2 separate regions of the Homo sapiens genome follow, and region 1 is linked to region 2. A link is a contact called in ENCODE Hi-C or POLR2A ChIA-PET data. All regions are on one chromosome and are shown on one strand. Each heading gives the region's core, a stretch centred on a gene start or an enhancer-like site at or near the end of the contact. The rest is flanking DNA. Distances are from core to core; before and after follow the strand shown. Region 1 has its middle 21 kb from the start of CDON. Region 2 has its middle 23 kb from the start of RPUSD4.

The links. A loop is a pair of places that touch in the nucleus more often than their neighbours do. ChIA-PET counts read pairs that join two places held with the same protein, here RNA polymerase II (POLR2A). Pooled maps may share reads with other maps.
Region 1: a loop to region 2 is called in a pooled map, with 2.8 times the contacts of the local background. The contact joins two enhancer-like sites. A Hi-C loop is called at or near these places in 3 of 168 maps with a recorded cell type or tissue (Caco-2, GM11168 and Right ventricle myocardium superior) and 4 of 50 pooled maps. POLR2A ChIA-PET finds 5 or more read pairs at or near these places in 5 of 52 experiments (BJ, HEK293T, K562 and 2 more).

The regions. Positions count from the first base shown.
Region 1 is chr11:126,081,781-126,085,982 of GRCh38, forward strand. No RefSeq gene overlaps it. Among named protein-coding and RNA genes, the nearest start is that of CDON, 21 kb to the left of the region's middle. Within about 2 kb of position 2,376, at least 2 of the 41 ENCODE cell types and tissues checked have a DNase peak (open chromatin) inside an H3K27ac peak, as active enhancers do.
Region 2 is chr11:126,186,493-126,190,771 of GRCh38, forward strand. No RefSeq gene overlaps it. Among named protein-coding and RNA genes, the nearest start is that of RPUSD4, 23 kb to the right of the region's middle. RefSeq lists an enhancer at 1-151. Within about 2 kb of position 2,204, at least 2 of the 41 ENCODE cell types and tissues checked have a DNase peak (open chromatin) inside an H3K27ac peak, as active enhancers do.

The DNA.
Region 1 (4,202 bases), core at 1,126-3,625, 100 kb before region 2:
AGCAGTTGAGAATGTTTAACGGCAACCCTGGCCCTCCCCCCACTAGATGCCAGTAGCACCCACTCCTCTGGTTGTGGCAAAATATCTCTAGACATTGCCAGTGTCCTCTGGGATAAGGTTGTCAGATTTAGCAAATAAATTTGATATCAAAATTAGCAAATATATTTGATATCAAAATATATTTTATCTGGCAGCCTTCCTCTGTGGGCAAAAATCACTCCAGGTTGGGAACCACGGGTTTAAATACCCTACACGTTCACATTCATTTACTCACATGATAACTGCGTCAGGTAGTTACTAGCAACCCATTCTAAAGATGAGGAAACTGAGTCTTGAAGAAGGAAAGTGGCTTGCCCACAGTCACCCAGGTCGATGGCTCATTTCAGTGCTCTTTCCATTTTATTACAGTGGCCCAACAGAGCTCAGCCTCTTGCAATATCTTCCTTGTTTATGAACATTCAGGAGGCTCCATTCCAACTCTTCTGGGCTGATGCTCTGATGATTGGGACATCGATTGTGTGAAGGGCCAAACTAGACATTGTCCTACAAACCTCTCCACCTCACACAGCTCTGAAAACGTTTCTTGGAGAGGAGGCAAAGGGAGAGGAAGGGAAAGGAACAGCAGGGGGTGCAGGGTCCCCGCCTCCCACAGCTCCGCAGCCAAAGCCTGGAGAGACAAAAGGCAGTGCGGCGCAGGGGTGATTATTTCCCTTGCTCTATCACCCAGCTCAATGGGGCATTCTGGATGCCTGCCCTCCGATGCCCAGGGGCCTTATTAACAGACCTCAGCTGTTGCCCAAAGCCCTTACCTCACCCAAGAGGGCTCTATTTGCATGATAATGCCCTCCTTGGGGGAATTATTGCTTAATTAAAGAACAGCAATCACTTTAATTAGCATGCCTCCTTGCTCCCTGGTACTTTGCATGGATTCAAATGAGCTCCTCATTAGGTATTGGCACTTGGACAAATCGAGGGCCTCTGGCTGGGAAGGGAGGCTCCCAGGGCAGGCAGCCCCAGCCGGGACCTCAATGGCGGGGAGGCCCAGCCCTGCCAAGAACACAACCCCGGCTTTGTGAAGGGAATGGCAGACAGGGCCTGGGCCAGCACCCTTTGAGGCCCACAACAGGGCACACAGGGGAGGGCCAGGCCCTGGAGGGTGGTGTTTGCAGGCGCCGGCCAAGGGCTCTCTCTTTGCCTCTGTCCGCTTGAGCTACACCCCCCTTTCAGCTCTTTTGCCATTGGCATTTAGCTGTATTACACCATCCTCCTCCTCCCGTAAGAATGTTTGGAGCCTTTCTCCATCAGTCCCCGCTACACCCATGCGCACCTGGCTCAGTCTCAGTGCCCCTCAGACTCTTCACTCCCAGTTTTGGAGTGCAGTTTTCTCTTCTAACTGGTAATGTAGGAGGATGGCACATAAAACAAAACAAGCAAACAAGAAAACACACCTGTCTTCATCCAGAGATGGTATCTCTCTCCCAGGGCAAGATCACCCTGCTCTTTAGCTTCTCTCCCCTGAGATCTAGAAAGAATCCAGGAACAACTCCACCCACAGACCCCTGAGCTGCATTTCCAGAAATAGGGGCCACTGTGGATTCTCACCACCACAACTCACCCTCCCCCAATCATTAATAAAACCTAGGTTATTTTGTGGGCCACCGAACTACTGCTTTCAGCACATGGAGTCCGACGCCGACCTAATTATACTTTGATATTTCTCTTGATCTCTGTTAGAGTAGAGCAACTGGCTCCCCTCCAGGAAGAATCTTCTTCCTCTGCCTGGATGTCAGTGTACCTAAAATCACCTGACTTTTGTTCTCCTTCCTACCTCTGTCTCTCTCTCTTTCTCTCTGTCTCTCTATCTATCTCTTACACGCACACACACACACACACACACACTCTCCACGGAGAAGGTAAAAATGTCTCTAGGTTTGTATTCAAGAGATCTGGTTTCCAGTCTAAGCTTAGCATCCAGGGAAGAAGCATCTGTCTCAACTCTTTTCTGGAGTTTTCAGGAAGAGAGAGAATAGCTCCAGGCTGCCACCCCAGAGAGACCCAAAGCAGCCCTGACTCAATCCAGGACCTTCCTCCACAGCCCCAGCAGGTGCACATTCAGTCTCTCAGGCAGCTCCAGCTCCAGCTCCCTCACCTCCAACCTCCCCCGCAACCCCAGTGAGCCAGCCTGGGGCTCCCCTATCTTTAGAGTCTCCGCTTTCCCTGTGTGAGAGGAGAATTCCACCAGAAGAGGAGGGAGCTGGGAGCTATGTCAAGGGCTCAAGCTGGAGAGCCGTGGAGGGGAGTGGAAGCGGGGAGCTGGTGGTGGTGTCTGGGGAGAAAGGAACTCACTCCCCTCAGCATCATCCTGCAGAGAGAGTAACAGCAAATCAGAGGTAAATCCACTTCCTGGCAGGAAGCTGAGCCTGAAACCAGATGAAGCCACAGTGGTTCAAAGGCAGAGTGACACTCAAACAAGAGAGCAGCCCTTAATCCCCCATAGAAAGATGAGAATGGCGCGCTCAGGCCCAGGAGGGAGACCGTGCGGCTTTGTGTAAGCAGGATTGAAAACACAGCCCTATTGAAAGGCTGGGACTTCGAGACACAGACCCTGAGGGCCAGTTGCCAAGTTGAAGGCAGCCCAAGGCTGCCAGCTTTCACCTCTTTAGTTCTGGCCTTGGCAGTAATGAGGTGAAGGGCCGGGACTTTTAACTGGCTAGGTCAAAAAGGTTTCCTTATTAGACAAACAGTGCGGGCTGGGGGTGGGGGGTGCATTGGTGTCTAAGCTTAGAACCGATAGCTTCCAGAAAAAGAGGCAGAGCCAGAGGTCTGTCTCCTCACACACCTGCCTCTCCTGCCGAGCCAGCCCCTGGATCTTCACCTCTGTCCCAGCCTGCTCCTGCCCATCCGCACCAGGCTTGAGGAGGGGACTTGAGGAGGTGTCAAGAGGGCCAGAAGAGGGCCCAGCGAGCTATGGAGTGACACAGAGTGGGCTGGGGAGGAAACTGCCCTGAGGCTGCTTCTTTTTTTTTTGAGACAGAGTCTCATTCTGTTGCCCGGCTGGAGTGCAGTGGCATGATCTTGGCTCACAGCAACCTCTGCCTCCTGGGTTCAAGTGATTCTCCTGCCTTAGCCTCCTGAGTAGCTGGGACTACAGGCACACGCCACCACGCCCAGCTAATTTTTGTGTTTTTAGTAGAGACAGGGTTTCCCCATGTTAGCCAGGATGGTCTCGAACTCCTGACCTTGTGATCCGCCCACCTCGGCCTTCCAAAGTGCTGGGATTACAGGCGTGAGTCACCGTGCCCAGCCGAGGCTGCTTCTTGACCTATAGGTCAGCGCCTGTGATAAGGCAAACTTGGGGAGAACAGCCCTGTCCGGTGGGTAGACAGCCTGCAGCAGTGAGCGCCCCCTTTCCTGGGTGGCGGCAGAACAGCTCCGTGCGCAGCTGCTGTCCCCAGCACTGCCCTGGCATCAAAGGCCCACACCCTGCTTGTGTCTCTAAAGCTGTTTGTCAACCAGTGCTCTACAAAGACCTCAAGTTTAGAAGCTGGTGCCTGGGGGACCAAAAGACAGGGTGTAGGGGGTGTAGCGGAAGAGGATTCCCAAGCTGAGTGAAAGGATTTCCTATCCCCTCACTCACACATCTCAACCAGAACAGCTTCTTTTTATTGACTTGCCATATCTTCCATGTAAGATTTCATCCAAGGAGACAATTACAGAAACCAGAGAGTTGAAAAAGCACTGTCCTACAAGGTGAGAAGGTGCTCTGGAGGGGAGACTCATACTTCTCTAGTTTCATAACAATATCTTTGCACAGTTAGCATCCAAATATAATTCATTAAAGAAGTGCTTCTTAAACACCTTATTCACATGGCCACTAGTTCCACAGAGTATTGGCGGCTTGCAAAGAGATGCATGCACTAAAGCAGGAGTAAGTCCAAATAAGAATGAATAACTAGGATCACAGAAAATATACACGAAATGAAATCAAGACTAGGGAAGAGAAACACACATACACGGGGGATAAAGTCCTGCATATTTGCTGTTATTGGACTCCAGATTGGCTTCTGAGCTTCCCTGAAGGCAAATCTGGAGAGGAAAAGAGAGAGGAAAAAAAGGAGACAGACAGACAGATGTCTGGAATCTAATTCTCTTTACCAGAATGAAGGAAATATACCAGCGTGTCAGGCTAAGCAAAATTTTTT
Region 2 (4,279 bases), core at 954-3,453:
GGGAGCCAGGCGAGGCCAGGGAGTGGACAGCTGGACGCCTGCTGGACCTCCCCCAAGGAAGGCTTCCGGGCTCCGGCTGAGGGATCATGAAGTGCTGAGGTGCCTTAAGCCCAGGGGCCCATGACTGGAGTCGCCCCTACCATTTCATTTTAGTCTTCACGCCAGTTTATGAGCTACTGAAGGGTCCCAACTTTGTCACCTTAGGATCATTCCCCAGGGTCCCACGTACACCCCACTCCCCTGCAACAGGAGAGGCCTGCCTCGCCCCTCTTGGACTCAGCGCAGCGCTGGTGCCCATCTCTGAGTGGTGGAGGCTCCAGCATTTCTATACAGCAGGGGCCTGGGGAGGCTGCAAGGGAGGTATAGAGGGGACCGGTCATCAAACATTTGCAGAGCAGGCTCAGTTTGTTTGTTTGAGAGAGGAGCTGGTGGAGACCGTCCGAGGCTGAAGTCCACTACGGCCCCACAGAGCCCCAGCTGCAGGAAGCCAGAGAAAAGAGCGCCATTCCTGCCTCCGTCTCTGTGAAGGGCGTCCCGGGCTGGGACTGGGTGAGGTGAAGGAGGTTCCTCACTTCCCTGACCAAGGCCCTGCCCGTAGCTCTCACCACCCTCTCCTCGCCTCTGCCCATCCCTCCTTGCCCTCCCACACAGGTCTTGTGGGGGCTCAGGCACCCTCATCAGCACCCCTGCATCATGGGGCCGCTGCTGGGCCTCCCCTAAGAGGGGCTCTCCCCAGTGAAAAGGAGGCTGAAGAGAGGATGGCGCCGAAGCTGCCACCCAGAGGAGAGAAGGGACATTAACACAGAAGGAGAGACTGGAGAGAGAAAATAAGAGACAGAAAATGAGAGGCAGGGAGCGAGGCAGGTGCGAGGGGACGAGAGTGCAATCTTAACAGAAGGGGAAGGCACTAACCAGGGACCACATGCTGGGGCACAGAGGGATGAATATGTATAAACACTGAGAGTCAGACAGGGACAGAGACTGTGCCAGGGACCACAACAGAGGCCGGCAGATGATGGGCGGCCTGTCATCTTTTGGAGCCAGGCCCTGTTAGGAGAATTCTTGGCCTCAGTTGATGCTGGGGGCAGGATGGAGTGTGCCTTCCCCTCCAATTTTTCCAGCTGGAACCCTACATGCAGCTCCAAGCTTTCCCCATCCTTTCTGAGGTTCCGGCTGCAAAGACTCCCAGGACAGGCCAGCCGGGTCGCTGGGCCTGAGAGTGGCCCACCCAGGGCCCACCTTGGGCAGGTGGGGGAGACCGTGGGCTTCCAGGAACAAGGAGCCCCCAACAAGTACAAGAAGGACCCTAAGGGCTGGGTAGGGTGGCAGGGTGGCTCACACTTGTAATCCCAGCACTTTGGGAGGCTGAGGTGGGCAGATCACGAGGTCAGGAGATTGAGACCATCCTGACCAACATGGTGAAACCCCGTCTCCACTAAAAATACAAAAATTAGTCAGGCGTGGTGGTACGCACCTGTAGTCCCAGCTACTCGGGAGGCTGAGGCAGGAGAATTGCTTGAACCCGGGAGGTGGAGACTGCAGTGAGCTGAGATCACATCACTGCACCCCAGCCTGGTGACAGAGCGAGACTCCATCTCAAGAAAAAAAAAAAAGAAGGACCCTAAGACCCACCAGCCAAACAGATCCTCCCACACTCCTTCCAGGTCTGCACCGGACACAGCTGGGCTAAGTGGTGACCTGAGACCCAGGGAGAGCTGAAGCCGGGGAGTTTCTGGGTGTCTTGATGTTGAGGGGTAACTTGTCTGCTGCTTGGAGGGCTCCTTTAGTCACCGGCTGAGAGGATTATCAGGACGGCGCAGGCCTCCAGGTGTGCCACGGCCCTGACTCCGCAACAGCTCTGTGCTACCTACCTCCCCCTCCCTGGGCTTTCTGACCTCTGCCGTCTCGTGCTCCCCTCCCCTATGGGTCAGGATCCAAGCTCCCCAAGTTTGCTACTTCTCCAGCCATGTCGCTCCCTGCCACAAGCTCTACACTGCAGTAACACACCACACTGCTTGCAGACACATCTAGAAACCACAGCACTCCTTCCTCTGGAATGCCCCTCCCTTCTCTCCTCCTGAAAGCTCTCAGGTCCCCAGGAAGGCCCCCTCCCCACCCAGGCTGCATCGGCATTTTGCTAGTGATCTCCGGATGCCTGGGTGCCTCTCCTGCAATCTCTCTGAAACATGTCAGGTGCTCCAGGACAGGGCTACAGCTGCATCTCGACACCCACTACGGCCAACACACAGCCCGGGCCCCTAGGTGATGGGTGGACAAATGAGATGCGGTCAGGATTATAAGCCACACCTCGCCTGACTGGTTCTCCACTTCCTTTTTGTCTTTCCACCTAGATGGCAGGTGCACTGTGTGCAGAAACTGTATCTTCTGCTTCCTTGCCCTCTCCCTAGTTTCAGACAATGTTGTGCACGACAGACACTTGCTGACAGGAAGAGGGGTCAGAGTCTTGCGTGTTCCAAGGGATCCACCTGAATTCTTCAAGGACCCTGCGTTCCGGGCACCAGGGACAAAGCCAGGTCCATGTGTGGTTTCTCTCTTTTCTAGGGCCTGCAAGTTGGAGAGATGCCCTCCCCTCCCCCATAGAATCCCAAACCCTGGTCTGGGGCTCATTCAGGTGGATTTCGGGACAGGCCAGAGGGAAGGGACAGCAACGGAGAGCTGGGGACGGGGGCGCTTTTCCTCGGAAAATAATGAGGCAATTAGAGGAGGCCGAGAGCAGTTCCAGATGTGGCGGCTGACTGCTGAGATAGTGACGTGTACTTCTAACATGTCAGCACGCTGGGGACTGAGGCTGTCTGCAGCTGCTCCAGCTGTCACCTGGCCCCACTGTGCTGCTGCGGTTACCTGGCCTAATGGTTTTGGAATGAGCTGGGCTGGGGCCCACGGCCTAGAACCCTGGTCCCCAAAACTTCTTGCCAGAAAGAAACTCAACCTCAGTAAAAGCCCCATCTGCTGAGGGCCGTCAAGACATTCACCGTCACCTGCCTCGCCTTGAAGTTCGATCCCCTCCAGGACAAGCTTTCAGGGGAAGCTCGGAGCCTGGCCCCGAGCAAGCGCTGGGGACAGAACACAGTGTGGTTGGATGTGGCCCTAGGCCCAGAGTTGCCTAAAGTCCAGGCATGGGAGACAGGACAGGGACAAAGCCCCTCCGACAGGAAGCAGCCAGTGGCTGGCACTGATCAGGTGCACACAAAGGTGTCTGTGTTCCTGTCTGGCCCCTCCCCAGCAGGCCCTGGACCCTGCCCTCTCCATCCCATCTTTCCCAGGCGTCCTGAGCTGCCTGGCCTTTTGAGCGATTACTGGCACAGGATACCAGCACTGACAGCTCTTGTCACAGTCCCCCAGGCCTCATTCATGCTGGAGAGGCGAGGACAGCTTAATTCCCAAACTCAGACACAGGATTGCCTGCCAGATAGGGCATGGGGCTGCCACTGACCCCCACCCCTCCCTCCCTAGGAGGTGGGCACCTGGGAACAAAGCCTCTGGTGTCCCCTCTGCTCTCCTCCCTCCTCTGACCTCCCCTTCCCCTCTTTCTGCATCAAACAGCAGGTGCTGATGGCAGCTAAATTGTCCAGGGATGAGTGATGCTGGGTGCTTAGGAGGATGAGAAGGAAAGAGCTTTGGACATGACAACCTCAACCCTTCCCCACTCCAGCCCCCATTTGGGGACAGGGAAAAGAATTGATGTCAGATGTAGGGGGTTCCCTTAGCCCCAGTATTCTGAGCTTCTGGCCCCCACACCAGGAACCAAGGAGCACTGGCTTCATGCCAACACCTTCAAACCACCCCACACTCCGTGTGGAACCCGAGGCCCTTCAGGAGCTGTCAGACAGCCCCAGGGAGCTGCTGGCCATGCTGTGTTCTCCTGGCATCTTCCCACTCCCAGGCCAGCCACCTTGGCTGGGGGTATCTGCCATGACCTTCACTCCCTGAGCCCTTGGTCTTCACATCCATGGTGGACAATCCCAGATGGGGGTTCCCCAAGTCCCGCCCAGTTTGGGAAACAACTGTGCCCCCTCCCATTTCCAAGGCCATCTCCTAAGCTAGCCTGGGGGCTCCTCACATGTGCTCCTGAGGTTCTAACAACCACTTGGGCATGGCCTGCCCTCTCCGGAGTCAAAGCCACTAATTCAGCTTGGAATGCCCTTCTCCATATGCAGTGTGGAGGAACTGACCCCCTTTTTCTGCTTTTCCTTTCCTAGTTCTCCCCCAAACTGCAGTCAGAATAGCAGAGTTAGGGCTGTTCTTCATTCCCATTAGG